Linked DNA regions of Homo sapiens: region 1 is linked to region 2. The links are chromatin loops, found by intact Hi-C in ENCODE. Cell type or tissue: Caco-2. All regions are shown on one strand. Links, peaks and the distances in the headings refer to the core of each region. The heading gives the core; the rest is flanking DNA. Region 1 overlaps FSTL4 (follistatin like 4). Region 2 has its middle 44 kb from the start of WSPAR.

What was found. A loop is a pair of places that touch in the nucleus more often than their neighbours do. Peaks named below come from ENCODE experiments on the same cell type or tissue, not always from the same donor. Only the 100,000 strongest peaks of a DNase experiment are listed, where the experiment ranks them.
Region 1: a loop joins it to region 2, with 5 times the contacts of the local background. A loop is called at or near these places in 6 of 110 quality-filtered maps.

The regions. Positions count from the first base shown.
Region 1 is chr5:133,488,297-133,491,217 of GRCh38, reverse strand. All of the region lies in intron 3 of FSTL4 (follistatin like 4), which reads left to right. Among named protein-coding and RNA genes, the nearest start is that of MIR1289-2, 62 kb to the right of the region's middle. In Caco-2, for the core only: a CTCF peak has its summit at 1,411; a DNase peak (open chromatin) is centred at 1,387.
Region 2 is chr5:133,868,176-133,871,096 of GRCh38, reverse strand. No RefSeq gene overlaps it. Among named protein-coding and RNA genes, the nearest start is that of WSPAR, 44 kb to the left of the region's middle. In Caco-2, for the core only: CTCF peaks have their summits at 1,534 and 1,745 (motif pointing right); a DNase peak (open chromatin) is centred at 1,736; H3K27me3 peaks cover 197 bases.

The DNA of each region.
Region 1 (2,921 bases), core at 201-2,700, 380 kb after region 2:
ATCGACAAATTTACAATCTACAATAATGGGATATTGTGACACATATTTTTATAAAATGATGTCAAGCAAACAAAAATTTATTAAAAACAATTTTTTTTTCTTTCCAATTTTTATTTTAGGTTCAGAGGTACATGTGCAGGTTTGTTATGTGGGTAAACTGCATGTTGCAGGGTTTTGGTGTACAGATAATTTTGTCACCCAGGTAAACAGCATAGTAAAGATAGTTGTTTTTCAGTCCTTACACTCCTTTCATCTGAACTCCACCCTCAAGTAGGCTCTGGTGTCTATTGTTCCTTTCTTTGTGTCCGTGTATACTCAATAAAAACTGGATATTTGAAAATGATGACTAATAAGATTAATCCATTCATTATATGTAAAACTCCACACCTAATACACATTCTTTGCATGCACAATACAAAAATTAGCCACATTCTTGGCCACAAAACAAGTTTTAACAAATACCAACTAATTGATAGGCCATATTCCTTAACTAATTTGCACCAAAATCATAAATTAATAAAAAGCCCACTACAAACCCATACACTTGGAAACTTAAAAACATATTTTGAAATAACTCAAGGATCAGAGAATAGGTCCTAACTGAAATCGCTGAAAGTTTAGAAGCAAGCAATAATGAATTCACTACATATTCAAGTATATAGGATGCTGCTAAAGCAATACTTGGAGGAAAAGTTATAGCCTTCAGTATAATTTTAGAAAATTAGAGCCAGTAGTTCATCTCAAACTTTAAAAATAATAAAGAAAAGAGCGTGCCTTAATAGAAAATAAAGAAGCAATAGTGAGGATCAAGAAAATCAAAATCTGGCCCCCTGGAAAAAAAAAAAAAACTTTTAAAATTGTCAAACTCTGACAAGACTGGCAGTAAACGCTTATGTGCCAGAGACTGTTCTATGTGAATTATGTTTTAATTCACTCAAAGGTCAAAATGACCTAAGAAGTAGATCAGTTTGTTATTAATTTCACCACACAGCTACTAGTACTCTGTGACACCTGAACAAAACACTTCTATTGTAGGACATTCCGGCATTTTTCATGGCACCCTGCAGATTTAAAAAAAAAAAAACAATGAGGCAAAGATGGGAGACTTATGAGGAAAATACATGTAAACCAGAGCAGGTAAAATTAAGTTTATAAAGGCAAGAAACTGATTTGACAAAGAGGAGAATGTCCTGTACTGAGAACCTGGAATGAGATGTTTCCTGGCAGTCAAGGTTAGCATAGAAACAGGTATTTCCTGGCAAAAGGAACGAGTTGTAGGAGATGATGTCACTGGTTGCAGTTGTAGGAGATGATGTCACTGGTTTCAGGCTGGAGGCTGGCTTTCAGGGCTAGAGGTAAGCCTTTGATCTCACTAATGTTCATGGGCATCTGTTCAAATGTCAGTGATAAGTGTCTCCTTGTCTTTTGTCACCACCTAGGGAGGGCATCAGGGCCCTACAGGTAGAGCCAAGGAGCTCTCTTGGTCAACATGGAGTGGAGAAGCTGGGGCTATTTTGGGGGTGACATACTATGTATCCATTGCTCAGACAGCTCAGTGTGCTGTCTATGTGCTAAAAGGGAACTTTCCTCCACCAGAACTGGCATTGGTCCCTGAGCCTGGCTCTTTGCATGTCTTCTTAAGAATATTTTGAGAGTCTTAGCCCCAAGTTCTCCTGAATGTTACAGGCGATATCTGCTAGCAGAACCTTCTAGATAGTACCTCAAAGGCATTCTAGCATTTCTCACTTGAAAAATGGAAGCCCCTGGGATAGACATGTGACAGAAAAAAAAGAAAAGAGAAATGGAGGCCCTCTGTGCTACTTTAGGTGGTGGCAATGGAAGTCACTTGCATATACTGCCACATGTGTAGGATTATTACATTATTTAGCTGACTGAGTTCTTCCTCGCCTCTCATGACACTTGGCCCCATCCCAACACTCAGTGCAATGAACATCTCTGAACAGGAACCAGGTTTCTGCAGTGGACTAGGCCAGGCAGATGCCCCACAGAAGGTTAGCCGAGAAACGGGTTCTCCAGAGGGTCTGCCCTATCACTTCAGAGGTCCAGAGTTTGGTATTTATCTTAAGAATTTTGGATGCTTCTGGGCCTGATTAGTAGTGGCACCCCGTGCCAGGATAGGACCCAGAGGAAGGAGGAGTCAACCATCTAATAGCATTGATTGTGCTCATTTAACCCCTGCTACCTGGCCCCTCTCAGTACCCCTACCCTCTGTCCAATGGGGGGTTGACAAGATGGCCTTTTGGATAGGTCCTACAGCAGGAGCTTTGGAGTTTTCAGGCTCTGTGAATCTCTCACGGGCAGTCTCCAGATGCCAGAGAGTAGGATTAGTTATCTAGAGGCAGTGGGAGGGGTGAGGGGCATCATGGGGCCCATGAGATTGGGGTGAGGGTGGCCCTCTGAAGCACTCATGGCTCATTTGCAGCCAACACCCCCATACCCACTCCCATCCCACAGAAGCTCTTACTACTATGTTTTCATTTTCCTCAAGAATAAAAATTGACAATGGTTTGGGAATTTACTTCCAAATCTACATTTTTAATAGCATATTTCTCATCTAGAGATAAACATGATTTCTACCCTACACATGAAAGGACATGTCCCGTCATCAATCTGTGTAGATTTCTTACCATAAAAAGAGAGCTTGGCTGGGTGCAGTGGCTCACGCCTGTAATCTCAGCACTTTGGGAGGCCGCGGTGGGCAGATCACTTGAGGTCAGGAGTTAGAAACCAGCCTGGCCAACATGGCGAAACCACATCTCTACCAAAATATAAAAATTAGCTGGATGTGGTGGTGGGTACCCGTAATTCCAGCTACTCAGGAGGCTGAGACATGAGAATCGCTTGAACCCAGCAGGCAGAGGTTGCAGTGAGCAGAGATTGTGCCACTGCACTCCAGCCTG
Region 2 (2,921 bases), core at 292-2,791:
CGGCGACGTATGAGTGGCCTGTTTCCCCACACCGGTAGCATGTGTTCTCAACCTTTTGGGTTCTTGCCAATATGGTGGGTGAAAAATGATTCTTGTGTCTCTATTTAAGAGCTAAGAAACCATTCTGTTCCCAGGAGCCTCTCTAGCAGACTTGTTCTCCTGAGCAGTGTCTCCTTGGCCAGAATTTTGCTAGTCATCAGCAAAAGGAATGCAACTGCCCTAATTGGTTTAAGGTTAATCCAGCTTCACATCCTGTTGTGGGGCTGGGATACAGGCCAGCCTTCTTGCTGCATGGATGCCTGGACAGCACCAGGGTTCTGTTAGCAAGGGAGATGTGGTTTGTGGTTGTGTGTCTGTGACTGTATTCCTGCTCTACCCACCTGCTAGGGGCCTTGGCCTCCAACCTGTGCCTCCAAGGTCAGGCAAGGCTGCTCTTAGGTGTCCCCATTCTCATGTGGTCAATGCCACTTGGCTGCCTGTGATGAGAGAATGGTTTTTGGTTGTGGAAATAGCCTGTTTGATGATCAGATCTAAGATATTCGTTGTATAAACCAGGTAAGGGAAGAATCTAGGCTTTAGAACTGGGCAGACTGGGTTCAGATCCCCACTCTACCACTTATTAGCTATGTGACTGCTTAACCTCTCTATACCTCAATTTTCTCAGTAGTAAAACTGAGCCAGGAACTTCTATCTCAGTCCTCATCAGGAGACTGAGAGGTTTGTCTATAGCATGTCCAGCCCAGGGCCTGGCACATAGTGAGTACTCAGCAGGGGACCACCCTGACTCAGGTCTTCCACCTTCCAGAGGGCAGGGAGAATTCTACCAGCTCTGCCCTGGGTCATGAACTCATGGGGGATGGTGATGGGGAGGCTCAATTGTCCCTGTGTCCCCAGACTGAGCACATGGCCAAGCTCACAGAAGGAGCTCAGTCTCTTCTTGTTGAGTAAATAAGACAACAGCAATAAATTAGGGCAAAAGCAGCTGCTGCACATCCTAACAGCGTTCGGCATTCTCGGCCATATTGAGGGAGAATTTCCCCAGATACCAATCTGTATCGAATCATTTACACATGCCATGCCTGCTGATGACTCGCGCTGTTTATCTACAGCATCAGCTCCATATTGATTTATCAATGCCCATTTTGCACAAGGATCAATAGCTTAATTGTATCTCGGGCCAACATGGGGAATACAACCTGTTTGCGATGTAGAGAGCAGGCCTGAGTTGAGAGCTGCCAAAGCCTTTGTTTGCTCCTTGTGAGTCTTCCTGCACACAGTGCAGCTTTAATGGCCAGCATCCAAGTCCCGAGTGACCAGCCATCGTCACTGTGCTGGCCGAGGACCGTTACTTCACCCAGAGGTCAGGACCAGGAGGGACCTGGCAGCTGTGTTGGGTGTGTAAAGAGATCTGAGTGGATGAGGAAGAGGGCTTTGCCTGCTCATGGCCAGTCATCTGGTGGGAAGTGTTGGGGGTCTGTAGCTGACCTGGGCTTCTGTCTTGTGACTTATCCCATGGTGGATGTCACCCCATTTAGCTCTGCCTCCTTGGTCATTTCTCTTGCAGATTGAACATCTCGGAGCAGGGATGCGTTTTGTCTTGTCTGTTCCCCCAGGGTCTGCCACATACAGAGTAAGGGCTGGCTGAATGCTTGAGAATAAAACACACTGTTTTCTACTTTTTCTTGTGGCGATTTTATTAATAGCGGGTCTGCGAGAAGGTGGTGAGGCTCGGGCAGTAGGTGGCGCTCTGTCAAAAGTCTGAGATCCAAGCCCAGGCAGGAAAGCCCGTCGCACGCAAGGGCTTCGAGAATCTACCCAACTTCAAAATTAAACAGGAAATGATGATAAAGCGTTTCGTATTTTAAAAATCTTGACATGATATTGAAAAGCTTTATTTTATAAATGTTAGGGAATTTCGATCAATCAAGTAATATAATATCCATTTATTAAGTACCTACTAAGTGCCAGGTACGGTATTAATTAGCGTATTCATTCTGATGGAGCCTTCCTTTTTATGTAACATGTCACCCATCGCCCCCATCTAATATTTCTATATTACTTACCTTTGAGAGGAATACATTGATGAATTGCTCTATTAAAAGAGAATAAAGATATTTAAAGTCTTTAATGGGAGAGGAATCACAAAGGAGTTTTTAAGATTAACTTAGAATTGTATAGAACGTTCAGCACATTATGCTAATTTTTTTTTGGAAGTTGAACAGCTTAGAGGGGAAAAGAATCAGCCTGTTCCCATCTTGTTGCAGAAGCTGGGTAATCTATGTCTCATCAATGTTAACAAATATACCCCCTAATAGCATTTTGTGTTCTTAACAGTGAGAAATGCTTCCCTGGAAAATATTATTAGCACTTATGTTATCTTACAGATTACACTCTTGATCAACGAGGGTCCCAGTAAAAATATAATGGCAGATTGCAGCTGATGGGCTTTCTGTTTTTATGTTAGAGATGTCATTATTTTGCAAAGTTGAAAGTATTTGAAAATGCACACAGGCACATGCATGCATGTGCACACACACACACACACACACACACACACACGCATGCATACATACCCCCTCCCTTCCCCACCCCCTGCCCCACACCTACCAGAGCCCAAGTTGGCTAAGAGCGTGGGGCTGGGACGGGTTGTAGTTTGCAGGTCCCAGACAACTTCCCTTCCATGTTAAGAAAGTTGGGGGAGCAGGCAGAGCATGGAATGGAAATGGTGCTACCTTCCCCAGGATGGTACTGGCCCGGCTCTCACCCTGAGCTCTGCATACTTGCTCACTGGCCATCTTCCAAACTGGGCTGTTGGCTCCATGAGGACAGGGTGCAGCGTGTCTGGTTTCTGCTGTTCCCTCAGCACCCAGCACTGTGCCTGGCACACCTAAAGGCCTCAGTAACCCTGGATGAGCCGAGGT